2 separate regions of the Homo sapiens genome follow, and region 2 is linked to region 1. A link is a loop called in an ENCODE intact Hi-C map of the cell type or tissue named here. Cell type or tissue: heart left ventricle. All regions are shown on one strand. Links, peaks and the distances in the headings refer to the core of each region. The heading gives the core; the rest is flanking DNA. Region 1 holds the start of TECRL (trans-2,3-enoyl-CoA reductase like). Region 2 overlaps TECRL (trans-2,3-enoyl-CoA reductase like).

Region 1 (6,609 bases), core at 998-5,997:
TAGCAAGCAAGCAAGCAAACAAACAATATTCTTCCCTCCCTGAGCGCACACACACACACACACACACACACACATAGACTTAGTAAATTATTTTAGCCTCAGGCATATCTCCCTGTTATATTCTTCTTATAAACTATCTAGGACACACATAAATATAACTTCTCCAGGAAAGCCTTCCTGTTCCATAAAAAATGAATAAAAGTCAGAGATACCAGACCATGCCTAAGGAAAAAGAAATCACACTCTCAGATTTATACTAATATAGAAGACTTTCTGAATTCAACTCCCATGTGCTTTTGATTAATTCTTATATCATGAAACACCATAAGAAATAGGAAAAAGAAGACTGAGGGGGCATGGGGAGGAGGAAAAGGGGGGCAGGAATATGAGGAAGAGGCAGAAGAGTAGATGGAGCAAAAGAGAAGGAAAAATGAAAAGAAAGACAAAAAAAAAAAGATACTGTCATTTGCATGTACACGAAATTCTGAAAACTGCCATGTGGCCATTCTAAGGCAGATACTATTCCCATTTTACAGATGAACAAACTAAAGCATAAATATGCTAAGTATCATGTACAAGGTAAAGTATTAAAATGGCAATGTCAAAAATTAAGAATTGTCAAAATTTCTAAGGTTACAAAGGTATAATTTGTATGCACTCTTACTATCCTGTAATTATTTCTACTGTTTTCTGAGGACAATTGTTATTTTTACTATTAGAAGAATTAGAGAATTATTGAATGCTTTATTTTATTCATAAGAAATATTTAAAAAGCTTTTGAGAGTTTTACCAAAAAAAAAAAAAAAACAATAGGAGAAAGAGAGCTCTTGAGGTCAGGTTACTTGGAGAAAAGATTGAAGAAAATAGAATGAGATGATATTGGAAACATTTACCATTTATCAACTCAGGCTCTTAGAGTTCTTGCATGCTCTTCAATCATTGACTTATCAGTAGATAAGCTTCTGACATTTTACAAGAAAGAAATGAGACAACAGCAGGCAGCAACTGGAAATGGTTCATTGTTATATTTTTAAAATTTATTTTTCCTACAATCTCTTATTTTTAATGTTCCAACAAATACTTGAAAATGGTATTTAACAATTATTTTAAATCTGCTCTCCATTTTGTTATCCATGATTAGTTATTTTAATCATTCATGGGAACTAGCTAAATGAGCTAAATAAATATTCCCATCTGCTTTATGAAAATCTTATTAAAATTGTCATCAGAACATGACTGTCTATTAATGAATTATACACTAACACAAAGTTAAATTATATGTATTTGTTTTCAGAATAAGCTGGGGAGAATTTGAGCAGTAGGTAAAAGGGTTTGAGAGAATGTCTTTTTATGTGAATGTATGAACAAATATTCTAACAATAATTTGATTTGATGTAGAAAATCATAAACTTTATTTTCAAATATTATACTCCTCCATCTCAAAACTATCACTACTGAACATGAATGCTGTGTCAAATTCACATGTTTCTTGAACCGGAGTGCACTTATTCAACACATATTGTTTAAACACTTTATTTGTGTTAAACATTGCTATTAATGCTGAAGATACAAGTGTGTAAAACAAACAAACAATCTGATATTTTTGTGCTTATATACTAAGGGTAGGCCAAATAATGAACTAAAGAAAGAAAAATAAATAGTAGTTTAGTTGGCAATAAGTCTAGTAAAGAAGTAAAACAAGGAAGCATAATAAAAAATGTTGGCTAGCTTTGCTCTCTTAGTAGTCAGGAAAAGCCTCCAGGAAATGTTAACAGTTAAGATCTAAAGAAAAGCATTGACTAGTTTTGAGGAGCAAATGATATTATCTGCCAGGATTTAACAGGCTAGTTCTTGTTGTTAGTAGAGGATATATTGAAAGTGATAAAGACACAAGTAGGAGGAAGATTCAGGAGTGCTAGAAGTAGAAGGGTTGATATATTTTGAAGCTATTGCCAAGAAGATGGATTGTATGTGAGGTGTCAGATTAAAAGACAAGTCATGATTTCTCCAAGTGTTTGGCCTGAGCTATTTGAAGGATGTAGTTGCCACTTATTGGCTTAAGTAGCTCTGTGGAAGATGTTTGGGAGAAGACCAAGTGGTCAGTTTTAGAGATATTAAGTTTGATATGCCTGGTAAACATCCAGATAGCTCAATAGATTAAATCGATATATAGATATGTAGATTTACAGTCCAAGGAAAATAATAGGTTACAGTATATGTTTATGAGACATCACTAGGAAGTTTTTTTTAAATTATGGAACTCAATAAAGTAAATTATTGTAGAGGAGGAGAAGTTGTGATGACTCAGTTCTTGAAAGTCCATTCCTAATAAGTCAGTTGAAGAATCAGCAATAAGGAAAGGGAAAAGCCAACGAAGTTGGTTAAAAAAAGTGTATATTCTCCTGGAACTCAAATAACAAATGCTAGTTAAGGAGGAGGCGATTAACAGTGGAAAATGTTGTTGATATACCCAGTAAGATAAGACGTGAGAATAGGGCTCTGCATTTAGCAAAGTATTTGCCGTGCCTCACTGGTGACCTCAGTAAGTTCAGATTCTGAGAACTGATGGAAGTGAGTGCCCAAATGAATTGGGACTAGGATACAGTGAGAAGAGGCAAATGAAAGCTGACAATATGAATACCTAAGGAAAGTAATGAGAGAAATGGGCAAAAACTAGAGACGACAGCAGAGGCAAGAGAAAGCTTTTTTATTTGTTAGGCGCGCGCGCGCGCGCGCGTGTGTGTGTGTGTGTATGTGTGTAATTAAGTTAAAGAACATAATAAATATATTTTCTTTCATCCTAGGACTTTTCTCAAAATTTTTATCTCATGAATATTTTGAGTCTATACTTTGTCCATTTTAAAGTTTGAGTAATAGACATAAAACAAAGTTTCTGTTAGAACATACATTACTAAGATAATACATCTCATTTAAGATATTTGATAAATATATCTATCCTAAGCATTATAACAAATCATGTCAAAGAATAATTAAATATTAAGAAGTCAAATTTAAATTCTTAGCAAGTTATCAAAAGGCTCAGCATTTGTTATTGTTATATTTTATGTATATTACTTTCTCTCTCCAAATGATTATTAAAAATAAAATAATAATAATAATTTTGTCCATATTATGGTCAAAGCGCTATTCTAAGCATGTAACATATATTATCCCTACTCTACTAGAAGTTTCCAAAGTAACATTTATTAACTTTATTGATATGATTTTATTAACCCATATTCTAAATAAGGGTCTTGGGGATGAGCAATTCAGTGACTTTCTTACTCCTTGATAGACACAAATGATGTAACAGGGATTGAGTCCAGATATGCTTAATTCCAAAGTACATGGTATGTAAATTGTACCACTTTACAGCATAGTAAGTATTGAAAGACGGGCACTAAGTTATAAGCAACATTTCTTTTGTACACTGGGTAGAGCCAGGTACAATGAAAGGCACTTAATATGATCTTACTACAAAGTTGTTAATTTGTCTAAGAAAAATAACATCAGGAATAATAATAATAATAAATAAATCAGTCTTTTTTATGTTTACAAATTCAAAATGTTAGAAATTACTAAGCAAAAAAAAAAAATTAATCTAGAAGACTTTTTTCTCTGAAGTGTCTCACCACTATTATGAAACAGTTTATCAATTTACAAACTAAAACAAGACACAGCAAGATCCACTTCTACTCAGACATCAAAGATTTGAATGCAGTAAATTGCACATTATATAGGGGTGATTGTGCAATAAAGGATTATGAGCTATCCAGTGTTAATCCTCTATTTAGCCTGCTAAGTTTCTATAAAGATCTGCCACTTGAGATGCAAATGTCAGGACTCTCATAGTTCAAACATGAGACTCCCATGCAAAATTGCAAAATTCTTATCTCTGAATAATGAATATTTAAATTTCATTTCTTCTAAATGTTTAATTTTTTTCACAATTTAATTAACACGTAAAAATATAAAAATCCCTGTCTTACCTTCAAATAAAATATGAATAAGAAAAAATTTAAATGTGTAAGGCAAATAATTAGGAACTAATTGGCATGTGTGTGTGTGTGTGTGTGTGTGTAATTAAGTAAAAGAACATTTAAACATCATGAGTTTTTCATTACTTTAAGGTGGATTGCCTGTCAGGGTCTATACACCTGTCAGAAAGGACACAATAACCAGTGTCATTTTAGAATTGTAGTCTTTGGAAATCCTTGACTTATTTGATTTTCATTCCATTTGTTGCACTGTGTCCTTGAATTTAACTGTGTTTTTTCTTGTAAGATTTGTGTTTTTCATAGTGGAATATTATAAACATTAGCAACTTCTGAAGAGTAATTTTATTTTTTTATTTTTCTTATGATATTTAAATATAAAATATTTGTGTAATATATTTAAATATTAAATATTTTGTATGATATTTAAAAATCTCAAAACTTCACCTTGATACTAAAATAAAAGTAAATTATAGAAGTCCTGAAATAAATATATCAAAATTCTATTTTGTATGATATATACTCATCGCTTATATATGGCCTCAGTAGAACTATAGAAAAAGCATATGATTTAAAACTGTACAGAAATGGTTTTAGATCTTTTAGTTCAATTCATGACCTGTGTGCACTAATAAAAGGTCTTAATCTTTCTTTTCCATCTATGAATTAAAGTTAATATAACTCAATTTATAAACTGCTCATAGTGTTATAATTACTGAATAAGAAATTATATATTATGTGCTTGGCAATTATTAAAGAAAGGACTAAACAGCTTCTTTTTTCCTTTTTTCTAAAGACCTAGCTAGAACATGGAAAAACGGAATGATTGATTGCATTTTATTTTTAGAACACAGCAACAAAAACGTATTCAATATTTTTGTAAAACAAGATCAAGCTCTATTTTATTACCTGTACAAATATGCCTTTCTCATATTAAGTTAATAGTACTTTTCAAATTTATTAAAAACTGAAAATGCTTGGAATATTATTTATGCATATATTTATCTAAAATATAAACATATATTTATAATTTAGTTTTCTAACCTAAGAAGAGTATATTTTCTCATTCCTTAGTGCAACACCTGTGAATATGGATTTGGACGAGTAACATTTCAAAACATTATTTTCATGAACTTAAATAGTGTTTTTGAAGCAAGTAAACTTTCATAAAAAGTGAGGTAGTCACTTTTTAAGAAAAATAATAAAATCAATTCAAAATAATGCTTAAATGATTAAATTTTTTCAGACATATTACATGTTACTTCTAACAACTACTGTGGCTTTTGCTTACTATTTTCTATAGAAACTAATCAAACTCTATGATAATTTGTATATACAATGAAGTACACGAAGACAAAAACCTGGAGACATTTTACATGTAGGAAAATAGGTTGAGCATTTGTAATTTTACCTGTGGACAATGGTCAATGACAGCATAAAATTCACAGACCAATGACAGAACCTCATTATTATCTACCATTTAATTAATTTAAATTGAGTATGAGAGATGCATTGAACATCTTCTATTAAAACAATGCATAAAGTATGCATCCTGTTCACCACAAAATTAAGGTAAAAGTCAGAAATGTATTTCAGAACAGTCGTGTTAGAATTTAATCAAGCAATCAATAATATTTGGGGCAGAGAAGAAACACTTAAACAAACAAACAAATAAATAAATAAATAAACTCACCTTATCCAGAATACATATCTGTTTCCTTGTTTGAGCATCAAATATTTCAATCTCAAAGTGAGTCGTTTTTGAATGTTTGACTGCTGGAGTTGGTCTTAGAGGGCCCGCTGAGAGTACAAGTTTTGACAAAAAGTGAAAATTTCTCATATCATCCTTCAGTATGAACCGTGTAGCTCTTTGGGAAAGTAATGCTCTCTTGCGTTCCGAAGCGAGGGACTTGTGCCTTTTGAACATTGTGTGAACTAAGAGGAGGGTCTGTCATGTCAAAAGTAGAAAATTGCAAGTGTGTTCCTTTTGCATCAGTTAAATACTGCTGGAGAACCTTTGAAAGGTCAAATGGTATGCCATTCCAAGAGTTCAGTTTTATTTAGCAGGCTTGAAAACAGTGACTGATCTTATTTCTATATATAACACGCTATTGTGATTTGCTGTGTAGAGTATTACTTTACCAGCAATTGAATGATTTCTTGCTTTCTCCTTTTATCTCTGCTTTGTAATATGACTACTCTTATCTGAAATTCCAAAGCAAGAATAGACAGAACATTTTCATCATCTCTGAGTTCTGGATGCACTGATCTTCAAACACACACACACATTTGCATTGAGATGTATTTAACATTAGCAAAGTGCTATCTTAAAGTTAAATTTTTAAAAGTCCTAGTACATTACTATGTAACATTTAAAAAATCCTGTCTAAGGTAAAGAGAAGTGGCATATATATGTTTATATATGTTTTATATATAAATATATGTGCATGTGCATGTAAAGCATTCTAAAGTGAAAAATTTATTTTTGTCAGTACTAATTACAAATCCCAACGAACTTAAAATAACTGTTACACAATATAAAATGATGAATTCTTCACTTCATATAAACATTGAAAAGATAGCAAACTATGAGATTAGAATTTGATAGAGAACA
Region 2 (6,609 bases), core at 1,120-6,119, 65 kb before region 1:
TATCATCTCACACCAGTTAGAATGGAGATCATTAAAAAGTCAGGAAACAACAGGTGCTGGAGAGGATGTGGAGTAATAGGAACACTTTTACACTGTTGGTAGGACTGTAAACTAGTTCAACCATTGTGGAAGACAGTGGGGCGATTCCTCAGGGATCTAGAACTAGAAATACCATTTGACCCAGCCATCCCATTACTGGGTATATACCCAAAGGAATATAAATCATGCTGCTATGAAGACACATGCACATGTATGTTTATTGCGGCACTAGTCACAATAGCAAAGACTTGGAACCAAGCCAAATGTCCAACAATGATAGACTGGATTAAGAAAATGTGGCACATATACACCATGGAATACTATGTAGCCATAAAAAATGATGAGTTCATGTCCTTTGTAGGGACATGGATGAAGCTGGAAACCATCATTCTCAGCAAACTATCACAATGGCAAAAAACCAAACACCACATGTTCTCACTCATAGGTGGGAATTGAACAATGAGAACACTTGGACACAGGAAGGGGAACATCACACTCTGGGGCCTGTTGTGGGGTGGGGGGAGGGGGGAGGGACAGCATTAGGAGATATACCTAATGTGAATGACGTAAATGATGAGTTAATTGGTGCAGCACACCAACATGGCACATGTATACATATGTAAGAAACCTGCATGTTTTGCACATGTACCCTAGAACTTAAAGTATAATAAAAATATATATATATATATGGAAAAATATTTGTTTTCCATTTTCCTTGTGGAATGCATATCACTAGACTTTACTATCTAATATTATTTCTTCTAATTGCTATGTCTAATGTTCTTTCCACCTAAATCACTGATCATATTAGCATAGCACATCCTCTCCTCCACTATTTACTTATCAATGTTGATGATTTTAACATCACTTTAATTTTCTGCCCTTTAGGTCCTTGATCTACTCAAATCTGAAGATTCTCTGCTCTGCAACTCTTTCCCCGCGTCTTATACTAAGAAATGCACTACCCCCAAACTAGAGATTTCAAATATCTTACTTCTTATAATCACCATCTCTCCTTTCTGCTTATTTACACTAATAATTCTCTCTAAAACATTCCTTGATTTTCCAAGAATTATTCTACTATTTTCACGATCATAAATTCCTCATTTCTCCTAAATTTCATGCTATTCTGGACTAAATTATAGGATCCATAACAAATCACAACCTGAGGAACGTACCTACTTTACTTTGCCCTCTTCTCTCTTGGTCTCACTATGAGCAACCGTAAACCTCGTTTTACTCAACTATTTGACTTTCTGAGTTACTGAATTACTCTATACAGAGATAATTTTCCTGATACTGATGGCAGCATCAGGTCATCTGTAGAGGCTGTTGCCATCATGCCAGCTGCAGTAGGGAGGTGAAGCCAGGACTGCATGCTCCATGGAGCTGGCAGAAGCCAGGAAAAAGCGGGAGATTCACCCCTTATAAGTAGGGGCAGGAGTTCCCTGGGTTCTACTGCAGCCATCCAAACTGTGGCTGCAGACCCCAGCCTCTCACTCCATGGAGCAGGCATGACAATCACCCCACCGAACACAGCTGCAGCCACCCAAATCATGGCTGCAGGCCCAGGAATCCCTGAACTCTCAGAGGTCTAGGGAGGCCCCGCTGCCTTCACAGGGTTGAAAGTGTCTGCTCCAGCTGTCTGGCTTCTCTCTGCTCTCAGTGCCCACTCCAATTTCAGAGCAAAGTTGGGACCAAGCCCAGGCACTGTGACAGCCCTACCGGGTTTGTGCACACTTGGAGCAGTGCTGACACACCAGCCCCCTGCTGCCTGCTGCTCTAGCCCCCTCTGGACTTTGGGCACTGACAAGCAAGGGAGGAAAGCCATAGGGGTACTAAGGGCAGCTTGGCACTGGCATGTAGATGCCCCTTGGCATGAACAGCCTGGGCACCATAAACAGCAGTAGGAAGCAGACAGGCTCCTGGGCAGAGGGGGCCAGTTCCTGGTGAGGCCTCATCTTCAGGCCGTGAAGTGCCTGAAGGATGGGGACCCAGCTGCCAGTCTCACAGACTGGGATGTGAACTTGTGGTGTCTTTTCTGGGCCCTCCCTTGGCTGCCTATGGACCAATCAGAGTACACTTCCTTCCATCTGAAGCCCATAAAGGCCCCAGGCTCAGGCAGAGCTGAGGAGAGGCGGGAACTACCAGCTGCAGAGAGGAACAACCCACTCCAGGGCCTCCTTTTTGCTGAGAGCTTGGAAGACAGCAGGATGACCTGCTTGCAGTGGAGAACAACCCATTGCAGGACCTCCTCTCTGCTGAGAGCTGCAGAGATGATGGGACAACCTGCCCATGGAGAGGAGCTTCCCACTCTAGGGTCTCCTCTCTGCTAAGAGCTGAACACTTGTTGGGAGACCCTGGTGGCAGAAAGGAGCTTCTCCCTATAGGTTTTCTCTGAGCTGTTCTATTGCTCAGTCCAAGCTCTTCTTCATCTTGCCCACCCTCCACTTGTCTTCATACCTCATTCTTGCTGTTTGTGGGACAAGAACTCAGGATCCACCAAACAGCAAGGCTAAAAGAGCTATAACAAAAATGGAGCTAAAGGCCAGGCAAGGTGGCTGACACCTGTAATCTCAGCACTTTGGGAGGTTGGGGTGTGTGGATCACCTGAGATCAGGATTTGAGACCAGCCTAACCAACATGGCAAAAACCCATCTCTACTAAAAATACAAAAATTAGCTGGGGGTGGTGGCACATTCCTGTAATCTCAGCTACTTGGGAGGCTGAGGCAGGAGAATCATTTGAACCTGGGAGGTGGAGGTGAGGTTTCAGTGAGCTGAGATCACATCATTGCACTCCAGCCTGGGCGACAAGAGTAAAACTCCATCTAAAAAAAAAATGGGGCTAAAACATCCCCCTTGCTTGCCACGTTGCAGGTGAAGAGAAGGAGAGAAAAGCTGCAGCCTTTCAGGGAGCCCAGACCTGGGAGCTTCCAGAGCCAGGCCTGTGACTCCCTCTTTGGGCCCCTGTGGTTGCTGGCATTTCTAAGCTTCTGGGTGCTATCACACTCCCTGGTGACAGCTGGGGAAGCAGCTTGTGGTGTGCCTGGTCCAGCTGCAGCCTCACAGAGAGCTAACACCCATGCTGGCACCTGGAGGTGTCTACCCTGTGGCAGGAGCCAGCATGTCTGACTGTGGAGTGGCCTGATCCAACACTCACTCACACACCCTTTGTCACTCCACACCTGACTTCAGTTTCCCTTCGAGGTGTGGGATCCGGGCCAGTAGCATGAGCTCAGTGCAACCTGCCAGGCCGAGTGGGCAGAATGAGCCCAGCAGGCCCAAGGAAAACTCAGGCAAAGGCATCACTAGCCACAAGTTTCCAGCCAGAAAAGCAACACCCTAAAAATCTCATAAAAATACTGCCAGATGGAGCAGATCCTAGTATTTTCTGCCTGTTATTGTTTCCCCACTTCCCTGTTTTTGGTCTTTATATCTGAAATTACTTATGTCTATTAAGATTTTTAGTGTACATTTCTCATTACTGTTGTGAAATCTCCATGAGAACAAGTACTCTGGATCATTTTGATCACCACTAGTATATGCAGTGATTGGAGGACTGCATGACACTGAAGAATGTGTGATGTGATTTTATAATATTTAAATAGATGCATGGCCTTTTTTAGAAGAAGACTTGGTAGTAGTTTTATATATATATATGTGTGTGTGTGTGTGTATGTGTGTGTGTTTATTTATATTTATATATACCATGATTTTAGTTAAATGTGAGACTGTTACTTATAATCCTTTCCCTATCTGAAGAGAAGGTGATTACTGCTTAACCACCAAAGTCTGTCCACATTCACTGTGTTTAAAATCTGAAATTATACTCTGTTGTTGTTTTACTATTCTCAGGTAAATGATTTCCATGAATCTTAGTGTTCTCATCTGTGAAACAAACAATAAAAACAAAAATAAATGGAGGCCACAAAAGTATCTATCTATTCAGGACACTGTGAGGAATAAATGTAATAATATGTCAAATTACAAAAAAATTATTAAGAACTCATTAAATATACTATTAAATTATAGTTTTAAAGCAACATTAAAAACTTTTGGTCTTTTGTATAGGTGGAAGCATTTCTGCTAAAACATGATATATGCATTCCTGAGACACGTTTTCTGAAAAAATAACACTATGAAAATACAAGGTTATAAAAACATAAAGTTAGGGAAAGATTAGTTAAAATCTTTACAACTCTGTGTTGTGATCACTAACAAAACCAGCAATAGTCATAATAAAAAATAATAGTACAGTTAAAATTATGTTTCTAATAAAAAATTCAACAGAAAATATAGTTCGCCTTCTTTAAAAAAGGGGGAATAAAGGGTGATGAAAATGTGTGTAAGAATGAGTTTCCAGTGCTTAAATTAACAAAGATAAAGGGAAATTAGACAAAATACATTTCTAAGACAGAGCACCTGGCCAAAGGAGCTTGGTAAGAAATAGATATTGTGATACAGTGTATATTAATAGCTTATATCTCTCCGTGTTTATGTTGTATAGTTTGTGCTCAGCTAGTGTTACTTGGTGGTGCAAAATGATACCGTGCTCAAAGAAAGGTTTATAAACAATTGTAAATTCCACATCATACTGATACCATTACCCTATTTACCAATTTTGCATGAGTTAATTAAAGTTATAGAGACAAATAAAGCAAACTATATAACCAAGTAAACATATTCTTACAGTCAAATGTAGTTGTTGCTCAACAGGAAAGAAATCAAAGAAACATTTATCATGATATCCCTCAAAGCATTAAATGGATATTTATTTACTGTCACTAAGATAAACATGCACACACACACAGACACACACACACACACACACTTACTTAAAACATTCTTTCCAGGCAAATTTAATGCTTTAACAAAAATCAATTCTGGTAAATAGAATTTTATTCATCTCATTCAACCTTGTTATGGGGAAAATACTTTCTTGCTACAAATTATTCAACAGTTAGGTTTCTACTCATGGAAGAATGATTTTCTTTCAAAATCTTGCTGGTTGATTGCTGATACATCAGTTTGTCAAAAGATTAACCTCAATTACACACTTTAGAGCCACGGAGAGAAAAAAATAAAGTATGAACAAAATGTCATGGCTTGTGGAGAACATTTTAACCTGCTTTCATTTGTAATCTATAGAAAGCTTTTTAAAAAAATACCAGAAAACATAAAATTTTAAAAAAAATAAATATTAATAGATGAGAGGAAGGGGTCTATCCCCACCCTCCCCCACAGTAATCTGTGTATAAATATCTGTGAAATGTATAAGTGAATCCAATGCAAACCAGCTAGGTTACCATTTGCATTGATTTGTTTTTCAATTGTCAGCATTTAGAAGAGGAAGTAATAGGACAAAATCATAGGAAAAAACTCATATATATATATACTCACACATATACATATATTATAGCTCCATATGTAACATATTTATACATATAAGATGATACAAATATAATCTCTATTTATATCTCTATATAACCTATGTCTATATCTATCTATAAGATTCTATATCTATACATCTATCAAATTTTATTGATATATGGTAGATAGATAGATATAAAGACATGATATTTGATGTTATATTTTTTTAGTTTTGATATAGGAGTCTGAAATTCCTGGTGCATTTTTGAGAAGCTCTGTCTTGTGAAAAAAACACAATTTAGGACATTTTATATAAATTATGGAAAAGGTAGCATCTGGAGTTATTTGCATTCAGATTGGAAAGTAGAATGAGGTGAGAGACTTTACACTTGCTTACTATTCAAATGCACAAACATTAATGGTGAATGTTGAAAATGGTGCCTGACATTTAATTTAAATTTAAAACAAAGTGTAATTTAAAATTAAGGTGTAATTTAAAACAAAGCTCCTATGTGAAATGTAATGGCTTTAAGGCTTTGAATGAAACTACATGCTACCAACCATAGCTCTCAGCAAAGAGGAATTGGTAAGAGAAAACAGAAAAACAAAATGACAATCTGAAAACGTTTCAGATAGATTTTTATTCTCCATCTTGTTTTTTGTTTGTTTGTCTGTTTTTGTTGTCTTAAACAATAAGACATTTATTATTTCACACACCAGGCCAATGTGAGTCAGGTAGCTCTTGACTGAGTGACATGGAGGTTAAATCAATCCATCACAAGTCAAGTGAGATTAACATTGTCCATAAAGAAGTTAAAGGTTTTCTGGCCATCAGAGAAATGCAAATCAAAACCACAATGAGATACCATCTCACACCAGTTAGAATGGCGATCATTAAAAAGTCAGGAAACAACAAGTGCTGGAGAGGATGTGGAGAAATAGGAACACTTTTACACTGTTGGTGGGACTGTAAACTAGTTCAACCATTGTGGAAGTCAGTGTGGCAATTCCTCAGGGATCTAGAAATACCATTTGACCCAGCCATCCCATTACTGGGTATATACCCAAAGGAATATAAATCATGCTGCTATAAAGACACATGCACACGTGTGTTTATTGCGGCACTATTCACAATAGCAAAGACTTAGAACCAACCCAAATGTCCAACAATGATAGACTGGATTAAGAAAATGTGGCA

What was found. A loop is a pair of places that touch in the nucleus more often than their neighbours do. Peaks named below come from ENCODE experiments on the same cell type or tissue, not always from the same donor. Only the 100,000 strongest peaks of a DNase experiment are listed, where the experiment ranks them.
Region 2: it touches region 1 in a loop (3-fold over the local background); 8 of 110 quality-filtered maps call a loop at or near these places.

What each region holds. Positions count from the first base shown.
Region 1 is chr4:64,403,430-64,410,038 of GRCh38, forward strand. TECRL (trans-2,3-enoyl-CoA reductase like) reads right to left here and starts at 6,021. Exons shown (of 12, transcript NM_001010874.5): 1 at 5,689-6,021. The coding sequence starts at 5,922. In heart left ventricle, for the core only: no CTCF peak of the experiment used is centred there; no DNase peak of the experiment used is centred there; H3K4me3 peaks cover 5,000 bases; H3K27ac peaks cover 4,839 bases.
Region 2 is chr4:64,338,734-64,345,342 of GRCh38, forward strand. The region is part of intron 2 of TECRL (trans-2,3-enoyl-CoA reductase like); the gene reads right to left. Among named protein-coding and RNA genes, the nearest start is that of TECRL, 67 kb to the right of the region's middle. In heart left ventricle, for the core only: no CTCF peak of the experiment used is centred there; DNase peaks (open chromatin) are centred at 1,658 and 3,178; H3K4me3 peaks cover 553 bases; H3K27ac peaks cover 2,350 bases.